Linked DNA regions of Homo sapiens: region 1 is linked to region 2. The links are chromatin loops, found by intact Hi-C in ENCODE. Cell type or tissue: heart left ventricle. All regions are shown on one strand. Region 1 overlaps ATP10A (ATPase phospholipid transporting 10A (putative)). Region 2 holds the start of MIR4715 (microRNA 4715).

Region 1 (5,000 bases), 110 kb before region 2:
GTGTAAAGCGTACATTAAAAGGGGCGTGTGCTAGATAATCGTAGCTCGATTCAATAACTGAAATTGAAATGCTATTTTAAAAGGCTCTTCTTGGAGTGTAATTAGCCATCAGTCTCTCTTCTCCTTGGACTGAAATGGCCTCTCGCTCTATTTCCAGAGCAGGGCTCTGTTTCAAGGAGTCTTGTGTTTATTTAAAGCCTGTGGATTATCTTGAAACCAGTGGATGGCTTTTTCCAGGGCAGACATTTGCAGATACAAAGTACAGGATGGCCATGAAGGCAGTGAGTTCCAGAGAACACCAGGATTATTCTTGGCAGACGAGGAGGGTAGGACTTAAAATATTTTGTCTCTGTTTATTATTCTTTCTCTCTAAGAAAAATGTCATGGACATGGCTCAGAAACAGTAGGACATTCTGTCTCTGGGACTTCAGAGCTGTGTTTGTAATGTTCTACCAACAATCCCATGCCCTGGGGAGTGTGCGCAGGGGAGGTCCCAGGCACGGGACGGCTGGCTTCCTCTGCATCCTTCTGGAACTGGGGAGGATTTGGAGGATTTTTAGAACTGGAGGGATCTCTAGAGACTGGCATGGGCTGAACTGGAGCCCCTCATCCGCCGCTAGAACTCATATATTGAAGTCCTAACCCCACGTAGCTCAGAACGTACCCTTATTTAGAGAGGAAGTCTTTAAAGAGGTAACTAAATTAAACTGAGGTCATCAGGGTGGACCCTAATCCCACATGACTGGCGGCCTTATACAAAGGGAAAATCAGGACGCAAAGACACACAGAGGGGAGATCATGCAAGGACACAGGGAGAAGCCAAAAAAAGAGGCCTCAAAAGAAACCATCCTGCTGACCCCTTACTCCCGAATGTCCAGCTTCCAGACCTGTGAGAAAATAAACTTCCGTTGCTTAAGCAGCCCAGTCTGCGGTGTTTCATCAATGAGGCCCCAGTAAACGAATACAGAGACCATCTTTGAGTTTCTCATTTAAAAAGCATTTCATATCCAGAGCACACCTTCTGGATGAGGAAAATCCTGTTTACATTGCTTATTTCTAACAACAGGCAACACACAACACTCCCCATTTAGGAAATACATTGATTTATCCCTCCATCCACTCATGTCTACCCCTGACTCATTCCAAACCAGCTTTGAGGTCATGCCCAAGTTATCCATCAGTCAGACTTGTCAACCTGCCCCCTGGAGCATGGACAAAAGTAGAGGCCCCCGATCCACCCTTCTGCTCTGGGCACACTAACTCCATTCTTCTTAAAAAGCAGATATCCAGCTAGGGAAGAGGAAGCAGTTCTACAGATGGATGGTGGTGATGGTTGCGCAACAATGCGAATGAACTTAATGCCACTGAACTGTACACTCACAAATGATTACAATAGTAAACTCTGTGTTATGCATATTTTGCCATGATAAAAAATTTCATTTACTGCCATGCCACCCTGAATGCATCCAATCTTGACTGATCTTGGAAGCTAAGCAGGGTCAGTACTTGGATGGGAGACACAATTTAAACATTTTTAAGTGGATATAAACCAACTCTGAGAATTGACTGAGAAGAAATGAAATAATCATCAAGTTGAACATAGACCAGAAATCTGGCACCTTTCAGTACAAGTACATAAAGTCTCCCTCGCCAGTAATTCGTGAGGGCACTGCCATTCTGATCGTCATCACCATCAACATAATTACAAGTTTGGGGAGGCTTGCCAAATGCCAGGCATTGTGCTAAGTGCCCTACAATTATCAGGCAACCCTGCTAGAAAGTCAGTTTTTGCACCACCTTCAACTTAGGATCTTTAAGTATCGTGCCCAAGGTCACAGTGGTCTTGGAGTGACAGACTGGAGCTTTCTTGGCCTCTGAGCTATCAGCTCAACCATCAATACCTGCAGAGACAATCTGGCATTAACAGAAAAAGATTGTACAAGTAAGCCAGAAAATGTGTAACAGATTCTATAGAAACGTCCCCCAAAATTTAAATTGCTTTTTATTTTTTATTTTTGAGACAGAGTTCTGCTCCTGTCATCCAGGCTGGAGTGCAGTGGCGGGATTTTGGCTCACTGCAACCTCCACCTTCTGGGTTCAAGCGATTCTCCTGCCTCAACCTCCCAAGTAGCTGGGATTACAGGCGTGAGCCACTGCACTCGGCCTTAATTGCTTTTTAAAGTTCTAAGTTTCCAAAATTTAAGTTTTAGTATTTTGAAAACATGCTTCAGCTCAACATACCTTAATCTGATCATAGATACCCTCTTTCCATCTTCAGCAATGCCTGTGGATGTGGGCTTACCAGAGCCCACTCAAAAACAGAGTAAAAAATCAGGAGCGAGCCCGGGGACTTAGTGCTAGTTCTTCTGATTAATAAATATGAGACTTTTGGCAAGTGAAGAGAGGGCATTTGGACTCGGATCTCCGGGGTCTCTGTTGCCCTATAAGTCCACAATCCTGTAGGATGCAGAGATGGTTCCAATGAATCCCTGTGCTTGGGATGACAGACTCACTATTGCAGAAACAGCATCACCTGCAAAAGTGCTGCCCACACATGCCAGCCTCAAGCTGAAGCACTGCCCTCTGCATCTCTGCTGCAGCACCCCAGCATCTCAGACAAAAGGAAGCAGACACCGTGAAGGGTTCGCCCACTGCAGAGCAACATGTTCAAATAAATATCTCACCGGCAAGAAAGAAAGTGCTCACAGTTTCTGTTGTTGTCTTACAGATATTTCTGAAACTTCTTTGGGCAAAGTGATTTGACCTGACTAGGTGGAAAGAAAGAGGCAGGACAGTGGTGCAACAGAGAGCCCTCCAGCCCTGCCCCTGAACTTGCGTTTCTGCTAGAGACCGCAGCAGCAGGTGCTCCAGGGATGCCCAGAGCCCTGCGGCATGCTTCTGTTTCCTCCTGATGCCTGGGACCTCCTCCTGGTAGAACAGCTGTGTCCCCTCTTCAACCACATGGGGGAGGCGTGTGTCTAATTCAGCAGTGCCCAGATTGCTACTTGAATGAATGGTTTGATTCACAGGGGAGATTCTGTTACCAACCTTGTATTTCACATTTGTATTAAGTGAATTGCTACTAAGTACTCAACAAAAGCAAATACAGATGTCCTCCATCTTGAAACAGCAGTGATGTTGGAAAGGGCATTTACAGTCCATTAAAGAGGATACTGTTATTTTTTTTCTATCATAAAAAAACTAAAGTAAAGAGGTTCATATTGCTTCAGCCATTGGGTGAGCACACAGCACAGGTGCACACTTGGGTCATCTGCAGGTCTGCTGCCAGCAGGGACCCTGCCTAACGCTCCAGGTGGAAATCTGTGAGTGAGGCCACCTGTCTGGGTCTCTGGATGATGTGGGCAGAGAGAACCCTGGTGAGAGAATGCACAGAGAGCAGGGGCCAGCACCTGCCAGCCAGGCAGGGCCACCGCCTGCACCAGCAAGAAGACGTGGAAAACACACACACTCCCGTCTTCTGCATCTGGATCCCGTTCTGAAAACGCCCTTTGCATTTCCCTTCATGATACTCCCAGGTCACAAGGAGGGTGAGGTCCCCCTGGTTCACTTCCAGCCTTGACATCACGCCTGGACATGGTCCTCGAAGGCTCTCAGTGACAAACACAACACCTCTGTCTACCTGGCTTTGGTCTCGCCACCTGCTATGGGCCTGTTTGTCCCTGGACTGAATGATCCCCGTCTGATCACAGAAGTTTTCCACCTTAACAAAGCCTTGGAGACAGCTGCTGCCCTACAGAATGCAATCCTCATCCCGTGCAACAGCAAAGCTCTGCTCAGGGTCACTGCGCTGACCTCCTCGGCTACCATCCCTCCCAGCACCCATTCCTGCCACGCAGGGAACCCTGAGGAAGCCCAAACCTTTCTGCATGGCTTCCTCTGTCTTGCCATCCTACAGCATCAGGCGAAGTGCCCTTCATTTAGCATTTCAGGATGTTGTCTTTTCTGGAGAAGCCTTCCTGACGGCCCCCTGGTAGGGTAGGCAGGTGCCACAGCTCCGAACTTGCTTAGTCCCCATGCAGACATCAAACCCCGTGCTTCCTGGGTGTGGCTGGAGCTGGCTCCCATTCCTCCTTCACTAGACCACAGGTTCCCTGAGCACAGGTACTCTGTGCCCTTGAGACCATCACAGTGCCTGGCACACACATGGTCAGAGGGTGACGAATGCTTATTTCAGAAGGATCTCAGGTGCCACAAGCTTCTGGATCACCCCAGAACTCCGTGCTGGGCTCTTGGGGACCTAGAGCCCCTGCCTGCCGCACCATCTCCCAAGAGGGCCTGCTGAGGCGTCTCTGTGGTTCCAGAATGCATAGTTCCTCTTTTTAAAGTGCGGGCTCTTTTCCCCTGGCAGCAATACAAAATGATTTCTACATAGCCTCTAATCCGGCTCCTTAGCTCCTTACTTATTGATCATGGGTAAAGAATGCCTTCATTAAATTAAGTCAAGCATTTTAACCCAAATTAATGGAATAATTACCCCAACTCTTTTGTTTTGTACTTTCTTTATTATTACTATTATTATTATTTTGTATTTCAATCTAATTTGTATTTACCACTTGATGGTCAGTGCTGTGGAAATTCAAAGGAGGGCAGATGGCCCGATCCCAATACTGAACGAATGAGTGAATTTACTTTTTCACTGCCAAGACTGTATTGTCAGGTGAACATTTTCAATTTGCTAAACTGAAACAGCAAAGTAGTCTGTTTTTGTCCACCACGTGTCTCCTGACACATAGTGGGTACTCAATCAGTTATTTATTGAAAAAATAAATAATAAATAAATACCCAAGTGAAAGCGTCTGGTGGCAAGAAACACCGAACGTACAAGGAAACTTAACTCAAAGTGATAATTTCTCCAAGTTCCACAGATTCAGTGTTACTCTAGGGGTTAATGCCCCGTGACAAATACTGAATAGAAATGAGCATGAAACCCATTTAGACAGCAATGTAATCTATAATAGCGGCTGTGATTGTATTATTTA
Region 2 (5,000 bases):
TTCTGTGCTCAAACAATCTCAGCCCCGCAAGCAGCTGGGACTACAGGCATGCACCACCATGCCCAGCTAATTTTTCGTATTTTTTGTAGGGATGAGGTTTTGCCATGTTTTCCAGGCTGGTATCCAACTCCTGAGCTCAAGCAATCCACCCACCTTGGCCTCCCAAAGTGCTGGGATTACAGATGTGAGCCACCACACCTGGCCTACAGCCATTTTTTAACGGAAATCATCTTAATCAATATTAACACACAAAAAGCTGTAGTTAAGAAGGTGGTTTCTGCCAGGCATGGCAGATAGAGCCTGTATTTCCAGCTACTTGGGAGGCTGAGGCAGGACTGTGTGAGGCCCAGAAGTTCAAGACCAGCCTGGCAACACAGCAAGACCTGGCCTCTAAAAAGTGTTTTTTTTTTTTAATCATCTGTAAAATGAGGATGCAAAACAAACAAAAAAATAAACATGGTATCTGTTTGTTAAACTCTGCAATGAACACATGTATTAGCTTCCCGCTGCGGCAACAAATTATGACAACTTGGTGGCTTGAAGTAACACAAATTTGGGGAGTTTTATTTTATTTATTTCATTTTATAGAGATGGGGTCTTGCCCAGGCTGGAGTGCAGTAGCATAATCACAGCCCAGTGCAACCCCAGTCTCCTGGTCTCAAGTGATCCTCCTGCCTCAGCCTCCTGAGGACCTGGGACTACAGGCTTGTGCCACTGCACCGGCTAAACAAATCTGTCATTTCACAATTCTGGAGGTCAATCTGACATGGATCTTACTGGGTCAAAACGATGGTTTCGGCAGGGCGGCGGGAGAGAATGTTTCCTTGCCTTTTCCAGCTCCTAGAGGCCGCCCACACTCCTTGACTCTAGGTCCTCCACTTTCAAAGCCAACAATGGCAAATTAAGTAGTATTCATATCGGATCTCTCTGCCCGCTTTTCTTCCACTTTTACAGACTTGTGATTACACTGGGCCCACAATTCACTCCAGAATAATCTCCCCATCTTTTTCCAAGAGAAAGGGGAATTAGAATTGGCTGCAGTTAAGGTGGCACCATCAGCTGATTAGCCACCTTAACTGCAGCCAACTTTCATTCCCCTTTCTCATGGGACCTAAGGGAGGGCAGTAGCTCCAGGGATGTTTTACAATTTAAGTTCTATTATTATTCAAGCACTATGGGGCTGACAGGTCAGGAGAGGACTGCCATTGAAAAGAGGATTTGTTACTCAGAGTCCTCCAGAGAAGGAGCTCGCCACACCTACCGCTGTGGGAGGGGGAACATAGGGGAGACCAGCGTCCTAGGAGGCAGAGACCTTGGTGAGAGGAGGGAGAGTCTTTTCTGTGCCTTCCATGGGAAAGAACAGGAGAGGCGGGGTAAGCAGGTTTAGAATCCATTAGTTTGAATAACCTCGGTGGACCCTGGGACAAAGGGCTGTCCCTAGCTGCTTGGTGGCTGGACCTGGGGTGATGAGAGCAGGTGCACAGTGGATGAAACACAGAGGGGGCCGAGGGTGTGGACGTTGGATTGGGTGGCTTGCACACGTAAGGCATGCTGCAGCAATGCTGTTTGCTATCTCTAGGAATTATCTAGCCCTGGGAGGGCCTGTCCCTCCGGAGGCAGCAAGGCTCCAGATGTCAAAGCACCAGACAAGAGAAAATAAAAAGACATCCTTAGTACAGGACTGAATAAGCAGGAACTGAGTTTAGATGTCACTGCATGCAGTAGTTGGGAACAGAGCCAAGAATTACAGACACCACCCTCCCTCCTTCTACGCCTTCTCCAAGTCCCAAGGGCGCATTATGAAGGAATTCCCATTAAGTCTGGCCAGACGCTTTACAGAGGAATTAACACAGGATAGGAAACTGAAAGGAGAAAAAGAGAAAAGACCAGAAACGGAGGAATTTAACCGTGATCAAGGAGGAGCACGGCGCAGCTGCAGGACTGAGCTCAACTCTGGCTCTCACCTCCATGCCAGAGAGAACCTGAGGGTCTCTGTCAGCATGGCCTCCTGGCCCCCAGACATGCTCCCCATGGATGTGAAAGACCACAGGCAGCAGCCAGATTTCTATGGAATGAATCAAACTTTCCATCCTGCTTAAAAGCAATGATTTTCTTTCCAAAAAAAAAAATAAATGTGTACATGGAAAATATTACAATGCAAGTCACAATGAGAGTTAAAAAAGACACACACATCTGATTTGACTAAAGTCTGTCCTGGCAACACGAATAAATAAAATAATGACAATGACACGATGGCACTATGAAATGCCATTACCTAGGTTTCTACCAATTAATTATGAGGGACAAGACATACATAACTAAATATAATTAAATCACGCAGGTCGATAAGATTACCCTTTTTGAGAAAATAATTACATGCCACGTATATTTTGAAACTGTTCAGTGGAGGTGAACAATTGTAGCCCATTATGTGTATGAGACATTCTGGAAAATATCGCTTTGACTTATGTTCAAAAATGGTTGGCTTGTTCAGAGAGAGAGAGTCAGTGGGGAGCACCCAGCAGGAACAGGGGCCTCCCCAGCTCGCTCTCTCCCTGCCTCGTCTTTCCTCTCACAATGCTCTCGGTTTTCTGAGTCAACCATGCTCCTGGGCCAAGGTGCAGCACTGGAGATGACCGAGACAGACAGCGTGGATGCGTTTTGTACGGGGAACAAAACTGATTTCCAACTTGGCAAAAAGCAACAGGAGAGGCCCCGGCTGTGTCTGGTACCGCCTCAGCCGAGCCCTGAAGGGAAAGGCCCAGAAAAAGGGATGTGGCCACACCCTGGGGGCCAGCCCACAGGCGAGGCGAGTCCCCAGGCGCCATTCTACGCGGCCAGTTTTGGAGAACTGGAACTGTGTAGAGCGTCCGGCGGCAGCGGACCCAGCGCTGCTCCATTCTCCCTCCCTCCCTCCCCCCCCAGCCCCGGTGACTCACTCCGCGGCCCGGGCAGGGCGAGACCACGCCCACCACCCCCCAAGACCTGGCCGCGCTCACCTCCCCTCCTGCACAGAGCACCTAAGGGCCCAAAGATCACATCTGAACAAAGGATGGAACTTGGAACTTACATTTACCTTTCCTGCCCCTGACTTTTTAAACTGTTATTAGAAGTATACAAAAACAAAAGGCAGGACATAAAAGTAGTGAAATGCTTTAAACTCTACAAATGACTCAGTTCAAATGTGCGGTGACAGCCTGGGTTTCCTGCCATTTCGTTAACCCCTCGTGTACTGGATTCTTTTAGAAGCAGTGGTTTCCATGCCAGACATCACTTCTTGGGGGAAGCAAAGCAAACAGAGGCTGGGGAGGGGTGAGTGGGGATCTCGGGGACTCCGCCGAACTTGGGGAGGGAGCCTTGTCAAGTCTGGCCTGGCCCACGCTGAGGTCCGTTCGCACCCCAGGACCTTTCTAGAAAAGTCCTAGATTACTATACAACAGGCAGATCTGATGCTGAAACAGAAATAAGGCAGGTCTCTGAGCGGATCTAAAGTTCCCTACTATGCAAGAGCTCACGGGCCTCCAAAGCACCTACTAAGCACCTTTCTGAGAAGACTTGCATGGAGGGCTCTGTTCCAAGGCTCTCCATTCGTGGCCTAGGTTGAGTTTCCTTTTGAAAACCAAGACTTACTTTAGGTTTTTTTTTTTAATTATTATTGTTATAACTGTTGATAAGCAAAAATCAATCAAAGACATCGTTAAATGGGCCAATGAATTTACTTCATTTTATGTTTTCAAAACAAACCTTCCCCCTAAAAGGTTATTACCAAATCCAATTTCATTTACAATATACGCCACATTGCCATTTAAACAAAGAATGCTTTCATGTTACCATTTCCCCAGAATGCTTCTTCTAGTGAGGTACATTTTTCAGAAGACATTTGAGCCAACAGAGGGTATCTCTGGATCCTTAGTGGTCCTCAAAATTCTCAGTGGGGATCGGATCTATTCCCAATATTTCAAAATTCTTTCCAAAAGCTGTCCATTTCCTCATGGTACAAGTATACAGCTAAATGACACCTAAAATTCTTTGGGCTTGGAGGCACAATTCAGTGTCTTAGCAATGTGGACAGGCCAGGTGCGGTCTCAGTATTTTGGGAGCTGAGGTGGGATGATTGCTTGAGGCCAGGAGTTCGAGACCAGCATGGGCGACACTGCAAGACCTCATCTCTAAAAATAAAACTGTTTTAGAAATTTAAAAAAACTGAGGAAGTTTATTTTGATCAAAAGATCTTAATAGCAATAATGACAGCAGTTGTAACAGGAATACTAATGAGTTGCAACTAAACTTTTCAAATTCTTACCTGCCTGCCTGCCTGGCACTGTAGCCCACCCTCTCTGCATTATTTCATGTATTCCTCACAGCACACCAGAAGCTGCTATCTTCTCTCTTCCCCTCCCTCCAATTTAATGCCATCCTCCCTCCTATTGAATGCCACCCTCCTTCCAATTTAATGTTATCCTCTCTCCAATTTGATGCCATCCTCCCTCTATCCTCCCTCCTGTTAAGTGCCATCCTCCCTCCTATTGAATGCCATCCTCCCTCCTGTTAAATGCCATCCTCCCTCCAAAGTAATGTTATACTCCCTCCTATTGAATGCCATCTTCCCTCCAATTTAAATAAGAACACTGGGATGAAGAGAAATGCATTCTGCCTAGCATCTAACTGCTGGCAAGGGTCTGACCTCATTGAGGGTGTTGGGGCTCAGGAACCAATATCGCAAAATATGGCACTTTGATGCGCTGAACTGTAGAACCCTCAGCGTCTCTCTAACCGCCCCCCAACCTCACCTCTCAATCCTCTGTCTCACCCAAAGCCCAAGATGAACTCCTCCGAAGTTCCCTTCTCTCCCTAAACCTAAAATCCAGACACTCCAAAGAGGAAAACAGGTTTTTATTAACTGAATTCATATTGTGGGAAGAAAAACTGAAGTCTGTCAACACAGCTGGACAGGCTTTTGTCACAAACCACTGTCTGTTATGCAGGCCTCAAAGACTGTG

What was found. Hi-C counts contacts between places; a loop is a spot of excess contacts. Peaks named below come from ENCODE experiments on the same cell type or tissue, not always from the same donor. Only the 100,000 strongest peaks of a DNase experiment are listed, where the experiment ranks them.
Region 1: it touches region 2 in a loop (2.2-fold over the local background); 20 of 110 quality-filtered maps call a loop at or near these places.

The regions. Positions count from the first base shown.
Region 1 is chr15:25,737,070-25,742,069 of GRCh38, forward strand. All of the region lies in intron 2 of ATP10A (ATPase phospholipid transporting 10A (putative)), which reads right to left. It also overlaps the pseudogene RNA5SP390. Among named protein-coding and RNA genes, the nearest start is that of MIR4715, 110 kb to the right of the region's middle. In heart left ventricle, a CTCF peak has its summit at 2,964 (motif pointing right); a DNase peak (open chromatin) is centred at 502; H3K27ac peaks cover 1,361 bases.
Region 2 is chr15:25,847,728-25,852,727 of GRCh38, forward strand. The region is part of intron 1 of ATP10A (ATPase phospholipid transporting 10A (putative)); the gene reads right to left. It overlaps MIR4715 (microRNA 4715), which reads right to left and starts at 1,098; the gene lies at 1,020-1,098. RefSeq lists enhancers at 2,557-2,606, 2,657-2,716 and a silencer at 2,997-3,046. In heart left ventricle, no CTCF peak of the experiment used is centred here; DNase peaks (open chromatin) are centred at 1,971 and 2,824; H3K4me3 peaks cover 1,842 bases; H3K27ac peaks cover 2,612 bases.